Regions from separate parts of the Homo sapiens genome. Here region 1 is linked to region 2. A link is a loop called in an ENCODE intact Hi-C map of the cell type or tissue named here. Cell type or tissue: heart right ventricle. All regions are shown on one strand. Each heading gives the region's core, and the rest is flanking DNA. Links, peaks and the distances in the headings are about the cores only.

Region 1 (11,722 bases), core at 4,504-9,503, 61 kb before region 2:
CAGCTCATACTGGTGCGAAACTCTCCCAGGCCTGCCCTCCTCCCTGCAGGGTGCCTTAGCTTCTTCCATCCTTTGAGACAGGCTGACCACAGGTACTGTGGTGTTTGATTTAATGCATTCGTTATCTCAGGATTTGCTGCGCTTCTAGAGAAGTCCTGCAGACGAACCCGTCCTTGTATCACCAGCGCCTAGCATGGTGCCTGGAAGAGGGTGGGTGCTTGATGCTTCTCGCAGTGAAGGAGCAGAAGCTTAGGTTCTGTACTAAGATGATGCTTATATTGTGTAGCTAAAAGGGACCGTGCACACAACAGTGACAACATCAGTAATAACGTTTACTGAGCGTCTCCTGTGTGAAGAGTCCCTGTGCTCAGTGCTCTATGAATGGCATTTAATCCACACAGCTTATGTGGCGAGCTCCAGCATCCTCCTCCATCTACAGATGGAAGCATGAGGCTGGAGAGAAGTGACTTGGTCCAGACCACACAGCACGGGGCGGACCTGCGATGCTCACGGTAAAACTAGGGCAAGTTACTACTTGACTGATCTGCTTCTGTTCTAGAATCCGAACCCTCCTCAGCATTGTTTCCAAATGATGGTGGTTTTCAAGCTCCAAACGCCCAGCTTACCTGGGCATAGAAGCCTTCCTGCCGGCCCTCCCGTGGGCCCCAGGGTCTTTGCACAGGATTTTCCACACACAGTACAAGTCTGGGTCTCGGCTGAATGAGCGAGCACGGGATTCCCACATGCCTGTAAGAGAATTGCTAAATTTGCTTCAAGCGGTGTCACCCCCTCACTGCAGGTAGATCTAGTGAACTCAGGGAGAATCCACCGTGACCTACATCAGAAGGAAGTGGGACGGGGCGGTGGGTGGGGAAAACGCAAATGGCGCTCGCTGTGAATAGCAGTGTTGGAGAACATCACAGCCAGCAGTCGAGGATGAAAGGCATTTGATTTATAATAGACTCTCAAATTCACCCTGGTTCTTACGAGTTATCGTGTCTCCTGAAACCTCGTGGGGGCATCCTGCTGCTGGGGCCAGGAGGCAGGGAATGGCAGCCCAGGGAAATGAGGAATCCCGATCCTTCTCTCTGAGTCAAGAGAAGACAGACTTGCCCTACTTCTCCCATGGTGTCCTGGGAGAGCAGGAAGAAGGCATGGAGAAGGATGCCTTGTTCGCCGGCGGCAGAAGCTCCCTCTCAATGCCAGGCAGGACAGAGCCAGCATGTAGGGCGGCGGTCCCTTTAGCAAGAGGATGAACTGGGCTGGAGGTGCACTCAGAAATCCACCCAGAGGGAGTTTTCCTTTTCATGACAGTTTTCCTGAGGCTTGGTGGGGAAGGAGAAGAGGCTCTCAGTTGCAGGCGGTTCATTCATTCACCCATTAATTCATCTAACTAATAGTTACTGAGGGTCTGTGTCCCAGGAACCGAAGAAAGCACAGGTTACAGCAATGAGCGAACACAGTTGTGTGTCTCCTGCCTGCAGGTAGCTGCGGCCTCGTGGAGAAAATTGAAGTCAGATGATTATCGTGCGGGGTGAGAAAGGAGGGTGAGAACCAAGTGCTGTTCACTCATCATTCATTCATTCTCTTGTTCAGGGGGTGTGGAGCACTGGATGGGAGCTAGACATCCCTCTAGACCTGTGCTGGCTGGAAGAGTAGCCGCTGCCATGTATGGCTATTTACATTGAATTAAAATTAGACCAAAGTAAAAATTCAGCTTGTGAGGCACGTAGCCACACTTCAGTGCTCCGTAGCCACGCGTGGCGAACAGCTCTTGTACTGGAGAGTGCCGATGTAGAACATTCCCTGCATCGCGAGAGCTCCCTGGATGGTGCTGGGCTGCAAAGGCCACTCCCCCGGGAGTGCACAGCCTTGCGGTATTAAAGACCGGCACATATTCTGTGACAGTACAGGGCAGTCTGGGCTGGGATGTGGGCACACAGATGTGGGATGGCCGAGCCATGCCTGGGCTCCCGGAGGCAGGGAGGTTTCAATGGTGTTTAAGTCAAGTGAGGAGGATCTGGGGCAGAGGAGGAGAGGGATAGCATATCTGGTAGAGGGAAGCACATATGTCAAGGCCTGGCCTCCAGAAAGAGAGACGGAAGGGGTTCAGCGCGGCTGGGTCGTAGACCATGTCATGTTTATGTGGCCGAGGGCATGGGGTGTGTGCAGCGAGGGTGACTCTGGAGGGGGACACAGACCAGCTCCTGCAGATGCTCTGCCATCTCTGCAGAAAGACCCCCGCTCCAGGCTCCCTGCTGGCCCTTCCAGTCAGATAGAGGGTCTTTGCAGGCCATCTCTTGCTGTGGGCACGCTGAGCAGAGGGTCCCAAAGCCAGTGACAACCAGTTCAGAGGAGGGCCTGGTTTGCGGGGTCAGGGCTGGACACCTTGCTCAGAGGGGTAGCTGGGCCTTGGAGACAAACTTACCGTTTCAGGCAAAAGCGAGGGTTTGCAGGTGGAGGGTGGGAAGCGGGGGAGGAGGAGGAGGAGGAGGAGGAAGGAAGGGATCTCCTCAGAAGCCTGCAGGGTCCAGATTGAGTGTCCGTTAGTTCAGTGTACCCAAGAAAACACTTCAGGAAATGGCCCCTCTTCCCTTTGGGGAAGTGCAAGATGAAGAAGAATTGGAGAGGCTGGCTCACAGTTGTGGGGCAGTGAGGGGGAATTTGGCAGACACCGAAATTGGACACTGGGACCCTTGGCCTGGGACCAGCTTGTGCCCCAGGGCCAGGTGCTGTGGCAACAAAGGAATGCCCAGGGAGCCAGGCAGGCCTCTTCAGCTCTGCTCTTCCTGTCACCCGAGCAACTCGCAGCCTCTGATCCCAGCCTCCTCTGCAGCACGCCGGCAATCATGTCATGCTGTAAAGCTGTTGGAACAATTTCCAGATCATTACAGCGGCTGGCATTTATCTAGGGCTTACCTTGACCCAAGCATTGTAGTATATACATCATGATTTTTCAGCCTCAGCTCTACTGACATCTAAGGATGGATCACTTTTTTTTTTTTTTTTTTTTTGAGACAGGGTCTCCCTCTGTCCCTCAGGCTAGAGTGCAGTGGTACAATCATGGCGCACTGCAGCCTCGACTTCCTGGGCTCAAGCGATTCTCCTCCCTCAGCCTCCTAAGTAGCTAGGACTACAGGCACAGGCCACCACTCCTGGCTAATTTTTAAAGTTTTTGTAGAGATGGGGTCTCGTTTTGTTGTTCAGGCTGTTCTCGAACTCCTGAGCTGAAGCGGTCCTCTTGTCTCACCTGCCTCCCAAAGTGCTGGGATTACAGTGTGAGGCACCAGCCAGCTGGATCAGTCTTTATTGCGGGCACTGTCCTGGGCATGGTAGGACATTTGGCACCATCCCTGGCCTCCACTCACTAGATGCCCACAGCACCCTTCCACCCCAGTTGTGACAACCAAAAATGTCTCCAGGCCACGTGTGGTGGCATGCACCTGTAATTCCAGTTCCTTGGGAGGCTGAGGTGGGAGGATCACTTGAAGCTAGGAGTTGGAGACCAGCCTCAGCAACATAGGGAGACCATGCCTCTACAAAAAAAAAAAGAAAAAAAAAAGCCAGGCATGGTGGTGTGTGCCTGTAGTCTTAGCTACGTGGGAGGCTGAGGCAGGAGGATTGCTTGAGGCCATGAGTTCAAGGCTGCAGTGAGCTACGATCATGCTGCTGCACTCCAGCCTGGGTGACAGAGCAAGATTCTGTCTCTGAAAAAAACAAAAAGGAAAAAGGAAGCTGTGTCTGGACATTGCCAAATGCCCCCCGTTGGGAACCACTGCTTTACACATTGACTCCTTCATTCTCATAGCAACCCATTTCACACACGAGGATTGACTTGGCACCACAGCTGGACCATTGGTGCTGAGGTTTGAACCCAGGTCTGTCTGCATGGGCCTGTACTCAGTTCCTGGATCTATTTTACTGCAGGCTTAGGTGGAAAGGGCGTGGCCCAAAGCCAGATGTGTAGTAGGTAGTCAGGGAAAGGGGCTTTTCTGATGATTTGTCACTGGCTTATTCAGTCAACAAACCAGACCCTAAGTGCAGGTTGCAGGATGAGGAGGGAGCCGGTCAACCTGCAGGAGCACCTGGGTGACCAGCCTGAGGGTTGATGGAGCCATTTGTATTTCTTAGGCAATGATTAACCTGGTTGAGCTGGTAAATCATTCGATAGAACCTTACCCTGGAAAATGCCGGGCTTGCAAATGGGGGGCCGTTGGTTTCACATCTGCTGTTTCTTCATTGGACTTTGTCACCCATGAGGTCAGGAGCCAGCAGCCGAGGGCCGTTGGGAAATTCTCCTTGGGCAGATAGCTGCCACTTTTCCTTGCTAGCCCTGGAGTGCTGTACGTGCCCCAGGAAACTGTCCCATGTAGGGGATTTTCATGGCTGGGCTCTGTGTGTGTTGGGGGCGGGGGGCGGAGGATATTGAAGAAGCGGCCCTGAGTGAAATGCCAGTGGTCCTGAGAGGCGGGGCTGAGACCTCCTCTTTATTTATTTGTCTTTGGAAATTGTACCATTCATGATGAAATCGCCCCTAAAGGACACAGGCAGCAAGGACTGGCCTTTGCTAGACCTGGTAAGCTGGGCAGACCGAGCCCAGAGCAGGGCCTGGGTGCCCCAGCAGGGCACAGGGTGCTGGCTGGTTCCTCTGAAGGCAACTGCGCGTTCTCTTCCCATGTGGAGAAACCAGGCAAATGTGTGTGTGCATGCGCGCGTGCATATGCCAGTGTGTATGTTTGTACATGTGTATTTGAATGTGTGTGTGCAGTGTGCTGTGTGTACATGCTTGTGCATTTGTGTGTGTGTGTATGTGCACACAAGCCTGTGCCGTCCAAGTGCCCATGTGCATATTTAAATGCGCTCACCCGTGTGCGTGGGCAAATGTGTGCACATCTACATGTGTGTCAGAATTATTGTGCGTGTGCCTATGTGATGTGATTTCACCCCACCCCTATGGCTGTAGGACGAAGGCAGTACACACTGAGCACCCTGCCCATGCCCTCGGTAGCACTCCTTCTTTCCTTACTGTTCCACAGTGGATACAGAGAGACCTGAATTTAATACCCAGCTTTGCCAGTTACTCATTGCATGATCTGAGGCTGGTCATGCAAGCTCTCTGAGCCTCAGTCTTCTCATCCGTGAAATGGGAGAATAAGGAACAGCACTGGTGTGGAGTGGCATTGAAGGTCATGGGTCATAGGTGTGTGTGTGGCTGGGGCCTGCCTTAGGTGGCAGTCAGTGATGGCATGCCCTCCCAGCTTTGGGAAGGTCTGGCCCTGTCCATGGAGGTGCAGGAGGGTCGCAGGGCTTTAGTTGCTTCTTTCTGCTCATGCCCCCCTCCCACTCTTGGCTGGGAAACCTTGGCAGCACTGGGCAGGATGGTGTTGACAGGTCTTATCCCGTCAAAGAATGTCTATGTGGCTTCCACCCTCTGTGCTCTAGGTGTGGCCTGGGGTCACATGGCTGCTATTGCTAGGATAGACCAGGAGGACCCAGTGGAGCTGTTTGTGCTTCTGGAATCTACCTGATCAATTAGAAACTACTAGAAGGCTGAAGTCAGGGGCTTTGGTGACCTTGGCTTTTGCCCACTGGTGACCACAGCACTGTCATTCTGAAGTGATGCCTGGTTACAGCACATAGATTCTCCTTACACCCAGGAGAGGATGAAGAAAGTCCTAACCCCATTCTGTGCCCTCCCCAGTTCCATCACACACACCCCAGTTCCATCACACACACCCCAGTTCCATCACACACACCCCAGTTCCGTCACATGCACCCCAGTTCCGTCACATATATCCCAGTTCCGTCACACACACCCCAGTCCCGTCACACGCACCCCAGTCCCGTCACACGCACCCCAGTCCCGTCACACGCACCCCAGTTCATCACACGCACCCCAGTCCCGTCACACGCACCCCAGTCCCGTCACACGCACCCCAGTCCCGTCACACGCACCCCAGTTCCATCACATATATCCCAGTTCCATCACACGCACCCCAGTTCCATCACACACACCCCAGTTCCATCACATATGTCCCAGTTCTATCACACGTACCCCAGTTCCATCACACGCACCCCAGTTCCATCACACACACCCCAGTTTCATCACACACCCCAGTTCCATCACACACACCCAGAGGGTTCTGAGTAACCATGGGCAACCAAAAGCCAGGAAAATGGGGGGATTTCCTCTGCCTCCCAACTGTTTTCTGATTAGTCACTTCTAGCTAATTAGCAAGTGACAAATGGGACAATAAAGCTGAAAATATCCATTGGCTTCCTGGAATCCCAGCCACAGACATGGCACATGGGACCTGGCTGAGAAGCAGAAAAATGAAAAAACATTTGGGGTCCTGAGGAAGGAAGCACAGAGGACCACGTCGGGCCAGCCATGTCAGTGTGTGGCTGTAGGTGGCTGCAGTGTGTGCCTCAAAGACACACTGGGGCCGTGTGCAGTATGTGGGAGCTGTGGGAACCTGCTCTGTCTTCCGTTTTCTCTCCACACTGTCTGGAAGAAGTGATTTCATCTCACAGTCATTTGGTGACTAAGGCAAACTTCCCCCATCCAAGGTGGAAATTGTCACAGGGCCCTGGGGACATCATAGGGGTCTGTGTCCAAGGTGGCCTCTGCTTCCAGAGGTGGCTGAGGCCCCTGTTGTGGACAGTTCCCCTGGATGCATGTGGGTGACAGCTCCTGCTCCCATAGACAGTTCCCCATGCATCCTCAGATGGGTGAGGCTCTGCTGCTGTGACAAAGACTCCCCGGTCCAGGGACTTGAAACAACTTTGTTCTTGCTCAGTCACCATGGACGCTGTTCCCCACCGGCAGTGTGCAGGGGGGCCCTGGCTGGTGGGGTCCTTCCACCTGGTGACTCTGCAGCCTCGGCGGCAGGGGCAGGGAGGACTGGGGAGCCCAGCGCTGGCAGCTGCATCCTTTGGCTTTAGGAGGGACTTGTGTGACATCCTCTGACATCTGACTGTCCAGGCCCAGTTGTGTAGCGGTGGCCTGGCTGCAAGGGGGCAGGGAGTTGGAATCCTCCCCATACGTGGCAGTGGAAGGAAGCCAGAACTCTGTGCTCATTGGTAGTTGTCTGCCTGTCTCTGACGTCGGCTCACTTGGGCTGATAAGGGCTGGCTGGTGGTTCCCGAGGGTATCCTGTGTGTAGTGGGGATGTTCTTTTCCTGTGGCCTCTGTGACATGTTCCTTCAAACCCAGTGGCTGAAAACCACACAGATCAATCATCTTACAGTCCTGGAGGTCAGAAATCCAAAACAGATCCCCCTGGGCTATGTTAGGTGGGCTATGTTAGGATGTTTTCTCCAGAGGTTCTAGGGGACAGAATCTCTTCCCATGCCTTTTTCAGCTTCTAGAGGCCACCTGCATTCCTTGGCTTCTTGGCCCCTTCCTCCATCTTCAGAGCCACCTGTGTACCATCTCCCAGCCTCTCTCTGACCCTTTGCCTTCCTCTTTCATTGGGACCAACTCGACAATCTGGGAGAATCTCCCATCTCAAGGTCCTTAATGGAACCACATCTGCAACGTCTCTTCTGCCATGTCAGATGGCACATTCCCAGGTTCTGGGGATCAGGGCGAAGACATAGACATCTTTGGAGCTGCTCTTGTGCCTACCACCAGGGGCCATCCTTAGTGGGAGAAGCCAGGCTACCTGCCTTCCTCCCTCCCTCTCTCTTTCTCTGGCTTTGTTCCTTCATTGCTGTGGCTGGGGACAGAGTGCACAAGAGGAATGAGGGCCCTGTCCTCATGGAGCTGCCAGTCCTTTCCAAGGGGAAGACTGACCTTCAGCAGAGACTTCCAGTGCAGGGGGTTTGGGAGTCCCCTCCCTGGGGGACAGGAAAGTCTCCTCTAAAGACGTGACTTGTCAGCTGCTGTCTGGGGATTGAGGAGGAGTTAGGGAGGTGAGGTGGGGATAAATGTTGTGAAGACCAGTTGCTTAGCCACGTGGGTCCCAGCACCCAGGGCCTGAGTCTCTGCTTGTTTCAGTCCCACTGTTTCTCAGTCTTCCCTCGTTTTCTTCCACCCTGACTGTGGCCTGCTCCGTTTCGCAGATTGCTCATCCCCATTCCCGCCCACTGCTTTTCTGGAAGATGAAGGGGCTGGCTTCCTGCGTCCTGGCCTGGGCACTGGAGCAGGCCATGCCCCCAGGAGGCAGGCGGGACCTGGCTGCAGGGATGTGGGAAATAGGACCCAGGACCGTATTTGCAAAAGCAACAAAGTTGAAAGCAGGACTGGGCAGGCTGGGTCGCTGTTTGCACTGGGGGAAGCGCTGGCCTCAGAGGTGCCTTCCTCCTCTCGGGCCAGAAAGGGTGATTGTTTCAGAGTCGTCTGATGAAGAGCATATATTCCAAACAGAGCCCACTGCCTGTCCCGGCGCCAGCTTCGAACAGGGGAGGCAACTGTGACGCCCTGTGGCTCCTTTCACCCGGCAGTGGGGAGGGTGCTCAGGCCAAGGGGAGAGAGAGAGACCTCTAAACACAGCCTGGAGAGGAAGGCTGGGCGTGCTCCGCCAGCTTCACACGCACCTCTCTTGGCCCTGCCAGATGCCATTTGTGTTTTCTCTTTCCCGTGCCCTCGCCCCTTGCCAAAAGCTATAGGCAGCATGGCCAAGATTCCTCTGTGGGGCAGGAAAAAGCAAAGAAGGAGGCATGAGCTTCTAATTAGCAAAGATAGACAAATTGCTGGTGGAGGGACCACCTTCAGCTTTGTGTGCAGACACGTGGCCCCCCTGGCCCTTTTATATTACGTGTCCACATTCTTTGGTGGTCTAACACCCTCCTAGGCACTGGAGCCACCATGCAAGCGTTTCCAGTGGGCTGTGAACAGAAAAGTAATTTTCCACATCAGAATCAAATACTCAACAGGAAGGCGAGGCTGCCCTGTGGTGGGCGGGACTTGGCCCTCTGTACTTTCCATTTAAGGCATTTAGAACAACAATAATTATTAAATAATCATTAAGTTAATTGTCTTCCTTGCCAAACTCATTGAGGGCGGATACCCAATAATACAATCAGTGCCTGATAAATGTATGTTGAGGGGAGTCTACCTTTCCATGAGAACTGAGTTTTATCTCTGAATTAACAAATGCCAGATGTGCAATTAGCATTCAGAGAAAATGCTCTCCTCTTCAAAAGGCACTTTAACCTGTTATTCTCTATCTGAGCTCATTTAATGCAAGGAGAAGCTAAGGAGCAGAAAGATTCAGAGAAATATCCTGCTTCAGAGAGTTGGGCAGGAGATTCCTGTAGCATCCGTTCTGCTACTTCTCAGAACTGTGTGCCCTGGCAGACATCAATAATCAATCACCACTCTTTCCTGTTGAGCCCAGAGGCAGCTGCAGAACCGTTCACAACACACCTCCAGGAGGCCACTACCAGGTGCTTGAGAAGTTTGCAGAATCCCAGACTGGCAAATATGGGTGTATAATCGAATTCATGTTTACCTCCAGATTTCTACTTTCTGGCTCAGAGCTGTCCTTTCACTTTCTCATTTTCTTCATTCACCGCTGTCAGCAGGTGCCTTTTTTCCTGCAGCCACTTCTCTGGCTGTGTGACCCTGGGCAGGCAACTTTATTCTTCTCTGGGCCTCAGTTCTTTGTCTGTAGAATGGAGATAATCGTTATATCTGGTAAGACTCTGTGGGACCCAACGAAAGCATAGAGTGCTTAGCATCGTGTCTGCTAGGAACTAACAGGCCCTGAAGAGATGATGGCAACTTTAAAATATATTTGTTTTCACTTTAATCTTCAGCAAATTGAAGCCCTGGCCGCAGGTGTCATTGGGCTGGAAGCTCCTAGGGATGCCCCCCAGAAGGGGGGGTTTTTCCTTGGTCCCTGGTAAGTCTGCCTCGACACACCCCTACAGTGGGAGGGGCACCAGCTGTCACCTTGGTGCCTCCTCTGTGCCATCAGTCTTCCCAGCCACAGGGAACTTTCCCACACACGCAAGGCCTCATCTCGGGTCTGCAGAATCCAACAAAGAGCAGGAGGGCAAAGAAAGCCTGTCATCTCCTCTCTTGCAGAAATCCACAAGCAGCATTTCCGATGTTGTCATTGTTATAATAAGCAGCAGGCCTCATCCAGGGAGGGGAAACGTGATGGTGTGGTGCTGAGATAGATACCTCCAGTTGCTTTTCCCCTGAGTGGGTCACCATAGCTCTGGGGAAATCAAGAACCCCCCCTAGACTGTGGGAGTCCCCAAGTGACATCAGGCACAGCAGAAAGCCAGAGAGGAATCCGGACCCATGGGCAAAACAGACAGAAGAATTCATGCTCTCAGCAGGGAATGGGGACAGTGAAAGCACACCTGCCCAGGTAACACACCCTACAGGATGCACACAGACTCAGTGTGCACAACAAAAGGGTCTAAGGCCTCATTCCCAGCTCAGCACATACACTGTCCGCTCCCTGTCCAAGAGGGCCTTGCCATTTGGGCATTTGGGGCCCGGAGAGATCTGAGATGACCCCATTTCCCTAGGCGGCCTGGCAGTGATGTGACCAAGTCTGTGAAGTCACCATCTTCATGGGTCCCCACCAGGGTATACTGTGCTCCCCAAAGCTAAATCAGGAAGGAGAAACGTCCCCACCTAAGCCTGGGGAGATCTCCAGCATAGATGAAACCCCTCCGGGCTGGTTATTGCCATTGGAGTGTGTCTGGTCTGCCCTGGTTGGGGGAGACTGATTCCTGCCAAGTGATTTTTCTCCCTGAACCTCAGTGTCCTCATCTCTAAAATGGATCCATAATAATACCCACCCCTGGGAGAGCTGTGAGCATGAGAGCTAGGGGTAAACCTTGGTATACAGGAAGTGTGCAATTAATAGGAGCTCCATTGTGACTGTTACTTTTCTTAGAATTTGAGTCCAGTCCTGGCCAAACAGAATCACCGTCTTCTCTGTCTGAAGCCATTTTTTCCCTGGAAAATGCAGACCCAGCGGTGAGCTATTTGTTCTCTCAGAGTTTCTGAGTCCTGGGAACTGAGGCCAGAGATCTCAGGAGTAGAACAGTCCACTTACCTGGCTGCACGTCATCTCATTTTGCTGTTACGGAACCTGTTCTAGCCCGGGTGGGGTGGAAGGCAGATGTTGGACTGGTTATTATGGGGGAATGCCTTCTGCTGCAGAAGGAGGTGGCGGCGGGCACTAGGTTGCTTCCACCTTTTGGCTACTTAGAGTAATGCTTCTCTGAACACGGGTGCGCTGGTGTCCCTTTTAAAAGTCCCTATTTTTAATTCTTCTGCATATATAGCTAGGAGTAAAATTGATGGATCACATAGTAACTTGGCTGCACCCTTTTATATTCGCGCCAACAATGCGTGAAGGTTGTGATTTCTCCACAATGTGCCAACGATTACTATTTTCCGTTGTTTTATCAGTGGCCCTCCTAATGGGCATGAGGCAGTGTCTCCAGAGACAGAAGGTGGAATCCTGGTAACCACAGGTAGAAGGAAGGGGAGCCGGGAGTTGGTGTTCGATGGGGACAGAGTTTGAGTTTGGGAAGATGAGAAAGCTCTGGAGGCCGACAGTGGCGATGGTTGCACAGCAGTGTGGATGGACCAAATGCCACTGAACCGTACACTTAAATGGTTAAAATGGCTAAATTGGACATCACTTATACACACAATTGTACATCACGTGTACACACACAAAAGCAGGTGTCACATAGGAGACACCCAGTTTAAGGGACATTCTGTACGGTGCCTGAATGGCGC
Region 2 (11,722 bases), core at 3,628-8,627:
AGATGCCGCCGAGAGGCGGGACTGGGCGCATAGGGAGAGCAGACCCCGCTGGGTCTGTCGATTGTGGATGGGAGTGTGGATTTTGTGGCCGGGCCATTGGGAGCCATTGAAGAATGTTGAGGAGGAGGGTGGGGCTATGGAGTTTTCCATCTTGGAACGTGGCTCTGGAGGCCGAGTGGAGGATGCATATCCGTGGGGAGAGGGAGAAGAGAAATCGGTGCTTTCTGGGCAGGAGAAGGTGGTGGCTTATTGCTGGTGAGGGATGGCGGGCTTCCAGCCACTCCCTGCGCTGGCCCCGCGGATACCAAGAGCAGCAGTCCCTCAGTTCTTGCCCTCCAGCTGCTCCCACTCTGTTCCTAACTCTGCACCTCCAAACGTGTGGGTGGAGTTTTACAGTGAACCCCCTTGCAGCTGGATATGGCCAGCCAGAAACAGGGAGGCTTGCTTTGGTCACCAGAGGTGCTGAGCTCCTGCACCAGCTCCATTTGCCTGTCGCCAGAGGGGCGATGTTTCCAAAACCGTCTGAGATGCGGACGTCATGCCTGCTACTGTAACCAATGCATATCTCTTCTTTTTCTTTTTTTGCTGCAGCCAACTGGGTACATGGAAAACTCAGTCTCCTACAGCGCAATTGAAGACGTTCAGCTGCTGTCCTGGGAGAATGCCCCGAAGTACTGTTTACAGCTCACGATTCCTGGGGGAACTGTCTTACTGCAGGTAGGAGAAATAAACATGAACAAGCAGTTTCTTCTCCCTCATCTTCATGCACTTGTGCCCCTCGTTTCCCTTGGAGGGAGCCAGCAGCTATCAAGAGGAAAGGTTGTTTAACTTTGGGTGATTTTATTCCCCAAGTATAAGAAAGCTGTAAACCAGGTCTGACTGGAGAAAACGAAAAGGACTGTGCATGGCCTGAGCGTCTCCTGCACACCTGCTGCAGTCTAGGAACTTTTCAGGTTGCTCATTTAGTTTCCCTTAATAAACCTGATAAATAAGTTTTATGATCCCCATTTTACAGATGAGGAAACTGAGGCACACAGGTGAGTTGTTAGGCCCAAGAAGGCCGTGAAAAGCAGATGAGCAATAGATACTGACTTTTTGCATTACTTTGAGTGAGGGAGTTTCTGATATCTTGTTGATCTAAGTCTTTTGAGGCTGATAGAAGTATAAGCTATCTTTTTGGGAAAAAAAGTGCATTCTGTATGTACTGGTCAGGACGTTTGGTTGGAAATGGCACAAACATTATTCCAACTAGTGAGACAAAAAGAGAGTTTAATGCTGTTAACTATTAAATTAACTATTAAAGTAACTGGGAAGCCTTAGAGGGGACTTCAGGCATTGCTGGATCCGGGGGTCAGATGACATCATTAATATTGGGCATCTCTCTCTCCATCTCCTGGCTGTGCTTCTGTGTGCTGGCTTCATTGGCAGAATCTCACCATGTGGTAGGAAAGATGACCCACCTGCAGCCCAAAGCCACATCCTTAGAGGCTGTAATCCTTAAGAGTGAGCGCCCTTTTTCTTTCCAGTACCTTTTACAAAATCTCATGGAAGATCCTGATTGGCTCTGCCGTGTTCCCATTCAGCCCCCAGGAATTCACTCCCCCGGATTACCCGCCCACCCTTGACCTCAGGCAAGGCCCAGGTCTCGGATTGGTAGCCCCACCAGGACCACACAGAGGCGGTGAGGTGCGTCCACCAAGAATGGAGAAGTGACTGACAAAAACCACGACCACGGTCACACATACATAAGACATGTTACATCATGTCAGGGGAGCCAGCCAATTTTCAGAAGGAACCCCGAGTCTGAAACCCCTCATCTAGAGAAAATTTACTCTCTTATCAGTGGGAAGAAGACCTGCCTTGCTTTTTCTTTTGGGATCATTTTATTCCTAACTTGTTTTTCCAGGGAAACCTTCTCTTAGCCCAAAGAGATGCTTTCTAAAAACCTATTTTAGATCTAGCAGCCACTGGATTGTGTAACAGCATTGGGCTGAGAGTCACCCAGTCTGGGCTCCAAGGAATGCTGAGCTCAGTAGCGGAGCGTAACAACTTAGCATTGTTAGAAATGTCCTGTTTCTTACTGTCATCTCTCAGAGGACTCTGGAAACCACGCCTGCCCCAGTCTGCTTTCTTCTTAGTGAATCTCTCACACTCTGCCCTCTACGCTTTTCTTTTAACCCTGTCCCCACACCCCCACACTGTCCCTCCCCCCCTCCCCACCACAGCCAGCAAAGCCTTCCTCTTCTTTCTTTCTCTCCTCTCATCTTTATGATAGAGGTCAGTGTCACCCTCCTGCCAGACACTTCTGCCAGCTCCTCTGCCTCTTCACTCGCTCCTTCTTGCCCATCCGATGGCTGCAGCACAGAGTCCATGAAGGGGGTGGTCAGTGCCAGCCCCCCTCGGCGGGGGAGATGGGGCGGGCAATCACAGGGTTCAGTGGCCAACGGAGAGGTAGGGTAGCCAGAGATTGTCCTACCCCAATGACTTTGCTGTAGTCACAGAGCTTTGAGGCAGCCTCTCCCCTGTGCTCGGGGAGGCCCCATGCGTGAAGAGCCCCTCAGCCCCTGGGGAGACAGAGCCATAAACAAATGATTACGGAAATAATGGCTAAATTAGAGGCAACCGTGGAGGACTGGGAGCCCAGAGAAGGAGGAACTTATTTGGCCTGGGGGGCCAAAGCAGGCTCCCCAGACAGGGGGCATTTGAACTGGGTGTAGAGGGATGAGTAGAAGTGTGCCAGAATGGTGGGGTGGGGGCACACTCCCCGGGCAGAGGGGATGTGTGTGCAAAGCCTGAATATGGGGGACCTGGGTACTTGCTGCAGCTGGAGGAGATGGAGAGATGGAGTTTGGGGCTGTGGATATGTCTAGATCTGTTGGGCGATGGCCAGATCACCCAGGCCTTGCCAGCCAAGTGAAGAAGCCTCAGACCCTCTTCCAAAGGCAATAGGCAGCCACTGAAAGCTCTGAAGGGGTAGAGGGACACTAGAGGAATCAGTGTGGTGGCAGGGCAGAGGGGCCTAGATCTGTGCATGACAGAGAGGCAGGAGGGAGCCCCTTGAAACATTCCAGTTGGAGGAGAGGAGGCCCTGAGCCTCCACTTTCCTGCTCCACCAGCAAAGGGGCCTCATTCCTTCTGGGGCTGGAGGGGCAGCCCTGGCCTCCAAAGGAGGCCAGAGCATCACTCGCCACAGGGATGGAGGGGCAGTGAGGCTGAAAAGCAGAGAAGCAGTGCCTGGAATGTCCCTTTAACCCGGCTGTGGCCGCGGGCCCAGCTGTGATGACTCGCCTGGCCGCCGTGTCTGGCAGGGCTTCAGGACAGAGCTGCCGCCGTGGTGCTGAGGAGCCGAGCGGGCGGGGAGCCTCTAGCTGCTCCAGCATCCCACTTGCTCACTGCCCCCTGATCCCGTGGACAGCGCAGTCAGAGGCAGGAGCAGGAGAGGAGGAAGCAGAGGAAAAGGAGGAGGAGGAGGCGGCTTGCAACTCCTCAGATCCAGAGCCGGACTCCGAGCTAATGAGGGAGCAGCAGACACGGCCTCCCAACCCTTCCCCCAAGGGGAACCCAGGTGGGTGCAGCCCCTGCCCCTGGCGGCTGTGGTTCTCTCCCTGGCTGCCATTTCCGTCAGGGGAGGTAGACCTGGATCGGCTTCTCCCTTGCTTCCCTCTCATCCTCACCCCCACACTCTGCCCACCGTGATGCATGGGTGGTATGTAGCTGGCTCATTCTATAAACAGGGCTAGCGAGTCTGTGTGGTTCTAGGGAGGCTGGGGCGGGGTGCACTTGGCCCCTGGTGTGGTACTCAGGGCTTTCTTCAGTCCTGGTTGTATTCACGTGCCTTTTGTGACGGGTGGCAGGACCCTCTGCTTTGAGAGGCTGTACTTTGTCTTGATTCACATACAACATACTGTATTAGATCCCAGAGCCGTGGTGTCACAGAGAACAACCCCTTTGGCCCTGGGGACAGATCTTCCCTGCTCCAGGGTGGGAGAGGGGACCAAGAAACAGCCAGGTGCCCATCTGAACGGCATTACCTTAGTGCTCCTAGTCAGCAGATGAGTGAAAGTGCCTTAAATGGTGCCGCCCGGCACAGCCACCAGCAGCCACGCATGGCAGCCCACAGATGGATTTAATTTACTCATCAAATTAATAACACAGTTCCTCAGTCCCGTTAGCTACACCTCCAGTGGCCAGGGGCCACACATGGCCAAAGGCTGCTGTGTTGGACAGCGCACATAAAGAACATTTCCATTGACACACGAAGTTCTGTGGAGCAGTGCTGACCTCGAGGCCTTTTCATTTTGACCTCATACTGCAGGCACCTGAGCCCCTCCTGGGGCGAATCACGTCAGATCACAGGGGGCTCTTCGATCTTGCAGTCTGGCTGTGCTGTAATGCAGTCTGCACCCTGCTGCATTACAGCACAGCCATTCTCTCTACAGACAAGGGGAATGGCGGGGCCCAAAGAGGGCTAGTGCCCCTTCCCTACCCCAGCCTGCCTGATCTCTCTCCATCTCTGTCTCTTTCAGGTTCTTTGCATCCATGTGTGTCTGTTTTCCTCTCTCTCATGCCTTTTCTCCATCTCTCTCCCCTCCTTCCCCTTCTGTCCCCTCCTGCCTCTCCTCTTTCTCTCTCTTTAGTCCTTGCTGTGGCTCACTCTGGGCTTCTCTTGCAGGTCCTTCCTCCAGGCCTCTCACCACCTCTGAGCCTGTCCCCCAGTCCTCTCTGTGTGTCTCTCCCCTCTTCTCTTCCTCCTCCTCCGCTCTCTCTGTCTTCTAAGGAGCTCTTTGTAAAACTCTTACTTTGTTAGAATTTGAATCAATGCCTCTTGCAGACCTCGGGGAGCTGACCTGATCCTTCAAGGAAGGCAGAGAGGACATTCAGGCCCATGCCCCTCATCCCCAGCTCAGAGACAGAGCAATCTACCAGCAGGTTGAGTTGGCAGACAGAGGCGCCCAGCCTTCCAGCGTGGGTCCAGTTGGTGTGTTTTGGATGCTTTGTGTTTTCAGCGTGAGCTCCCTCACTGCCATGTTATTAGAATCCCTCGTTGCAGAAAGGGCCTGTTTATCCCATTTCCTCCATTGATGCCCTTTCTGCTAGCATTTCATTGTGGGGAGGCCAAGCATGTAAGTACATAGACAGTGTCATGAAAACGTCCTGAAGGTGCTGTCACTGGCCCCTGGGATGGGGTAGCAGGCATTAAAGAGCAGCGCGGCGCAGATCATCTTCTGGGGGATTCTGCCTAAAAATTGAGTGGCTGCCCATCAGCAAAAATTAGACAGAGCCGCTGCTCCACAAACAAGGCTTCAGGCAAGATAAGAGCAGGGAGACCCTCCTCCCAAGAGTGTCTGCTTCTTTCGGGGATGGGTTCCGGGACTCGGCTCTTCTCACCAATGTTCTGGAAAGTCCTGCAGGAGGCGGGGCAACTGTTTACCCCAAACATTGGCAGCAGGGCAGGGACGGGGTGGGTTCCTTTCTTACTGGAAGGTAGCAAGCAGGACTTTTCCGGTCTGGAAAGCACCAGAAAGGTCTCACTCTCTAGCTTCCAGTAAGAAAGGAAGCTCCTTTTCCCTAAGAAACTGGGCCGGGGAAGGGGAGCTTGGAAAAGGTCGCTCACAGCGCACCCTGGGCTGTTTTTCTCACCTCTCAAGACAATGCAACAATGAGAAAGAACTTGGCAAGTTTGGGAGAGGAAATTGGGCAGCGTTTGCCTGGAACCAGGCCCTTTCAGCATTCCAAAGATTTAACACCAGAAGTCGGAAGCCTGGAACCAGCTGCCCGCAGGCTTCCGGGGGACTTGGGGTCTGGCTGGGGACCTCTCCCATGTCTGAATGGATTCTCCTCTGAGTGACCCTCAGGGTTGGGCTGGGGGACCTTTCCCAGGTCTGAATGGATTCTCCTCAGAGTGACCCTCGGGGTTCCAGCCATGCCTTATGTTCCCACTGGGCTGAGTTCTCTTGGCTCAGCCACCAGCAGGACAGTATGGGGACTCTGCACAGAAGCGTGACCCTTCCCCCAGCTGGAACGCAGCCTGGTCAGCTTTCCCTTTGCTTGGAAGCCCCTTAGAGATGCCTGTGCTGGGACTCAAGACATTGCCTAGCAGCGTATGTCCTCCTTCAAAAGTAGACAAGCCAAAGGAACGAGCAGTTTACAGTCCGGCCTTGTCCCAACCTTTTTGGCTCCATCAGCCTCCACCTGCTCTCCTAGAGGCAAGTTCTGGCGCTTCCCTTAGTTTCAAGGTGAGGTCTCCTGCGTGCCACATCCTTCCTCCTCCTGCTTCATCAGTAGGGCAGCTACCATGGAGAAATAATGCTCACGGATGTCCCAACCCAAGTCCTGGGAATCCAGAGGAGCTCAGATGCATTGCTTCATGTTCCAGGGCTGGATTGCAGGGAGGGAAGACTGTGGGGTCAGACAGACCTGAGTTCCTGCCCAACTTCCCTGGGCACTAGCTCTGGATCCTTAGACTCTAACTAGCCATGGAACCCTAGGTTTTACCACATTCTAGCTGTGGAACCCTAAACAGCAGGAAGAACCTCTCTGGGGCTCATTTAATTTATCTGTGAAACGCACTCTAATACTTGTCTCCTTGCATATTGTGAGGCTCGTAGATATTACATGTAAAATACTTAGCACTGTGCCTGGTACTTAGTAGGTGTTCAAGAAAACACTGCCATGATCATTTTTAGAGTCTTAGTCAAATACAGTTTGGGGAAGAGAGGGAATCAGAGCTGAAGAGTTCTTTTGAAGGTCTGTTGTGTGTGGACTTTCTTCGCTGAGCAGAATGGGTATATGAATGCCCCATTCATCCATCCATCTATCCGCCCACCCATCCATTTATCCATCAGACTGTCCATCTGTCTTATCTGTTTTTCCATCCATCCATGTCTCCATCTATCCAATTCATTCATTCATTCAACACTTCAACCAATCTTTCACTTAACAAACATTTCTCCGGGTTTCATGGACACAGTGGTGCCTAAGTCAGACGTGGTTCCTGACCTCCCAGAGCCCATAGCCTGCAGAAGAAGGACAACTAGACAGGCGATTCCAGGACAGTGTGATGCGTTAGGCGAGGCATTCTGGCCTGGTTTGGTTGGGGATGGGGAGGGGAAGGCACCATCAAGACAGTCATTCTGGAGAAGTGGCATTTCAGGAGGGACCTGAAGTGTAAGTAGGAGTCCAGCGGGCAGCGGAGAGAAGGGGGTGACAGCAGAATGTTCCTGGTGGGGGAGTACACGCTGCATGGAAGCCAGTCTGAGAGCAGGGCAGGCCAGGTGCTGCCACAGTCACCAGCGACCACGCATTCTAGGTGGCTGGAAGCGGCACGGCATTGTTTCTAACTTGTGCTGTGTGTCCACCATGGGCCAGTGGGGGAAGGGAGTGTGCCAAGCGGTGCACGGGTTCTCAGGGGCTCCCACGCGCGGGCCACGGGTCACTTCAGCATGACATCAGCTCGTTGCATTGGCCTGTGTGCTTGCCAGGAGCCCGGAGGGAAGAGACCTGGAAATGACACAAATGATGACCCCAGCAAGTCTGGGTGTGTGTGTGGTATATGCATTGGTTTCCCCAGTGGAAATGTGGCAGTGGAGGAAAGGTTGGGTTAGACCTGGGTCCTTAAGCCGTGGTCCATGGTAGATTCCAAAACTACCTGCACAGTCCTGCGTGTGGGACTGTGGTGTGTGTGTATGTATGTCTGTATGGTTTATGTGTGTGTGTGTGTGTATGGTATGTCTGCATGTGTGTGCGTACACATGTGTGTCTCTGTGAGTGTGTATGTGTCTATGTCTGTGGTGTGTGTGGTATGTGTGCATGTGTGTGCCTGATATGTGTGTTTATATGTGGTATGTATATGTGTATACGGTGTGTATGCACATGTATCTCTGTGTGTGCATGTGTGTGTGGTATGTGCATGTGTGTGTGTCCTGTGTCTATATGTGGTGTGCATAGTGTGTATCTCTGTGTGTGGTGTGTGCATGTGTGTGGTGTGTTGTGTGATATGTGACGTGTGTGTGTGGTGTATGTGTCTATATGTGATGTCTCTGTGTGTATATGGTGTACGTGCATGTGTATCTGTGTGTCTGTGTGAGGTGTGTGTCTGTGTGGTATGTCTTTGTGTGTATGAGGTGTGTATGGTATGTGTCTGTGGTGTGTGTGTATGTATGTCTGTGTGATGTGTGTGCATGTGTGTGTGGTGTATGTGGTACGTGTATGTGTGGTGTGTGTGCATGTGTAACTATGGTGTGTATGTGTGTATGGTGTATGTGTGTCTGTGTGTGTGGTGTATGTGTCTACGTGGTATGTGGCTGTGTGGTGTGTGTGCATGTGTAACTGGTGTGTGTGTATGGTGTGTGTGGTGTATGTGTCTTTGTGTGTGTGGTATGTGTGCATGTGTAACTGTATGGTGTGTGTATGGTGTGTGTGTGGTGTATGGTGTGTGTGTGTGTGCGTGGTGTGTGTACATTTGTAACTGTATGGTGTGTGTGTGGTGTATGTGTATTTGTGTGTGTGGTGTGTGTGTGTGGTGTGTGTGTCTGTGTGCAGGTGTATGTGTTTTTGTGTGTGGTATGTGTGCATGTGTAACTGTATGGTGCGTGTGTGTATAGTGTGTGTGTCTGTGTGTGTGGTGTATGTGTCTTTGTGTGGTGTGTGTGTATGTGTAACTGTATGGTGTGTGTATGTGTGTGGTGTGTATGTGTCTGTGTGTGTGGTGTATGTGTCCTTGTGTGTCGTGTGTGTGCATGTGTAACTGGTGTGTGTGTGTATGGTGTGTGTGTGGTGTATGTGTCTTTGTGTGTGTGCATAAATGTTGACATTACATGGGTGTGAGTCCATAGCTTGTTTTAGGTTCTCAAAGGGGTCCATAAACCCCCCTGAATCAGGTGATCTTTAAACTCCCTTTGGCTTCTGATGGAAAGATGCTCATTGTTACCGTGGACAAACATGGCTGAAGCCTCTGCCTTCTTCCAAAGTGCAGCCAGCCTAAACGGGGGTGGGGAGGGGACCACGGCCAGCTTTCCTTCTCGTCGCACTGGGGCAGAAGGAGCCGGGCGCGGTGGGTGGGAGATCTTGGCTGTCTCTGCCTCCCTGGAAGGAGGCGCAGGAGAGTTCCGCATCGAGACTGTCCTCAGCCCGGCATCTCTGTGCCTTGCCTTACATGTCATTAATTCATTCAGCTGTATTTTTTTTTTTTTTTTTTTAACACCAGGCTCACTGGAGCAGTCGCAGTTAATCCTACGTGGATCCTGCCTCCTCTCCCAATCCTGTGGGTGGGACATAAATACCCAGCCAGCCTCAGGGTGTGGGCCGAGGGCTTGAAGAAGTGGCCGCCAGAAGCTTCAGGAGAGCGGAGGAGGGATGGGGTCCTGGCCGAGGTGTGGGGAGGGCAGGGGCAGGCGCCGGAGTGTGCAGAGGCACCCCACTGCCTGCTCCGAGCCTCAGCTTCCTCATCTGTAAGATGGGTGCGTTGAGGAGGAGAGGAGGTGTGTGTGAGCATTTCTCGTGGTGCCTGGTACCGAGTAAGCACCCGTGGTCTGTGGTTGGTAGTGACATGCGTCATCGCACTTAGTTCGCCAGCCTGTGTCATACCTGTTTAGCTGGGATCTGCAAACTAAACCTGCCTTCTTGAACCGAAACCTGCCTTCTTCCTGGACTGCCACACCGACCTCCAAGAGTTGAGAGGATCCCAGAGTGGAACAGAAGTGGCCAGAAAGCCAAGTGTGGCTGGGGAAGGGGGTCACACCCTCCTATGGGAGGAAAGGCTTGGAAACCCAGATGGCTCTGCCTGGAAGGATGGGGCTGAGAAGAGACTGATGTGTAGCAGTGTCTGTGGTCAGTGGCTCTGAAGAAATCCGTCCCAGGCCTTTAGACATCAAGTGCTGCTGTGAGAGGCAGGCTACGAGGACCCAGCTAAGACTGGAGGCTCCTGCAGCTCAGCAGGAAGTCACAGGGGGCGTGGCCAGGCCAGGCAGCTGGGGCCCAGGAGGAGAGATCTGTCAGCCATCCCTGCCAACAACTCAGCAGTGGGCCGGACCCAGTCTGGCAGGGCCAGAACCATCTGGATGTGAGCTCGGGGCAGAGGAGACGCCAGGAGCACCAACGGTGTGACCAGGAGAAGCCACAGTTGTGGAAATGCTGGTTCCTTCTGTAAAAATGCCTACGGGGCAAACACATCAGAATGTCCACTTTGAAAAGGAAGAAGGGGCCAAGAGCCAGTAGGCCCTGCAGGTCCCTCAGGGCTCTCATGTGCCGGCAGCCGAAATGGGATCTGGCCATCCCAAGCAGGAAAGGAATGTACTAGAAGAACGGTGGCAGCCTGGAGAATGGCCTGGAGCTGGGGTCGGGGCATGCAGGTGGTAGTCCCATCACCACCAGTGCAGGAAGGTGCAGGGCAGGACCCAGCTCCTCCCAGGTGAATTCTCCCTGCCCCATCTCCATAGCACTTGCCCAAGATCCAGAGTCCTGGGCAAGAACCTCTGCCTGGCCAAGCCAGAGGACTGGCTCACACACTGTTGAGGAGGGCTGGAAGGCCCCCTAAGACTCATGAGCCAGGGAGACCCCAGATGGGAAGGGCTGGGCTAGCCATCGTGGAGGACGGTCTGTGTTGGGTTTCGCTACAGAGGCTGGGGAAGGGAGTCTCCTCTGGTCATTCTCTACCACCTGTGACACCTGGGTCACTTTCCTCTTTCTTCCTTTGTTTCTGTGTTCATTCGTTCCAGTGTAACCAGCTCTGGCCCAGCCAGGCACTGCTCACCTAGCTGTGGAATCAGAAATAAGACCCTGCCCTCAAGGAACTCCTAGTCCATTCATTCCTTTGTTCATTCATTCAGAAAACACCTGTTGGTCTCCTGGTGCTCCAGGCCACAGGATACAGTGGTAGGTAGAGCATGCGTGGCCCCTTCCCTCTTAGGGTCACACATATATACAGGGCACTTTGGCGGGGCCAGTGGACACAGAAGAGGGAGGGATGTGGTTGTCCTCCTCCACCTTCTTTTTGTCTTTGCTTGGCCGTTCCGTCCAGCCGGTGGCAGCTTACAGGCACTGCCTGGGTCCACTGTGGACCCTCAGAGCCAGTGGAACAACTCACATCCGCGTTATACCAACCTGGTTGTACCTCCTGCTTTTATTTCCTATTGCTGCTGTGACTGCTTGCCCCTAACTTTGTGGTTAAAAGAACACAGATTTAGTCTCTTATGGTTCTGGAGGTCCGAAGTCCAACACAGGTCCCATGGGGCTAAAACGAAGGTGTCAGGACTATGTTCCTTCTGGAGGCTCTCGGGGAGAATTCGTTTCCAGCTTCTAAAGGCTGTCCGCATTCCTTGGCTCATGGCCACATCACTCTGACCTCTGCTTTAGTCTGACTCTGCCCTCCTGCCTCCCTCTTGTGAGTACCCTTGTGATTTCATTGGGCTACCTAGATCATCCCCATCTCAAGACCTTGAACTTGGTCACATCCAGAGTCCCGTTGCCACGCAGGATAACTTAATCACAAGGGATTTAGGATGGAACATGTTTAGGGGGCTTTATTTTCCTTACCACCTCCTTCTCTCTCTGGCCCCCTTGGTGTGTGAGGAAGCACAGGAATGGATGTGGACCAGGCATGCCCTGGAGCCAGCTCATCCCAGCTTGCACCTGCCCACCAGAGCTGATCGTGCCCGTCTCTCCCCAGCTCTGGCCCAGGGGCATCCCCTTGAAGGTGTGGAATCAGCCAAAATGGGATTGTTCA

The links. A loop is a pair of places that touch in the nucleus more often than their neighbours do. Peaks named below come from ENCODE experiments on the same cell type or tissue, not always from the same donor. Only the 100,000 strongest peaks of a DNase experiment are listed, where the experiment ranks them.
Region 1: it touches region 2 in a loop (2.1-fold over the local background); 8 of 110 quality-filtered maps call a loop at or near these places.

The regions. Positions count from the first base shown.
Region 1 is chr16:81,545,138-81,556,859 of GRCh38, forward strand. The region is part of intron 1 of CMIP (c-Maf inducing protein); the gene reads left to right. Among named protein-coding and RNA genes, the nearest start is that of MIR7854, 17 kb to the left of the region's middle. RefSeq lists an enhancer at 7,636-8,242. In heart right ventricle, for the core only: no CTCF peak of the experiment used is centred there; DNase peaks (open chromatin) are centred at 7,085 and 8,886; H3K27ac peaks cover 4,298 bases.
Region 2 is chr16:81,606,976-81,618,697 of GRCh38, forward strand. It overlaps CMIP (c-Maf inducing protein), which reads left to right. Exons shown (of 21, transcript NM_198390.3): 2 at 592-717. It overlaps MIR6504 (microRNA 6504), which reads left to right and starts at 4,373; the gene lies at 4,373-4,433. RefSeq lists enhancers at 1,587-1,816, 8,915-9,758, 9,656-9,805, 9,759-10,601, 10,026-10,095 and 1 more. In heart right ventricle, for the core only: a CTCF peak has its summit at 5,635; DNase peaks (open chromatin) are centred at 5,606 and 5,982; H3K27ac peaks cover 3,776 bases.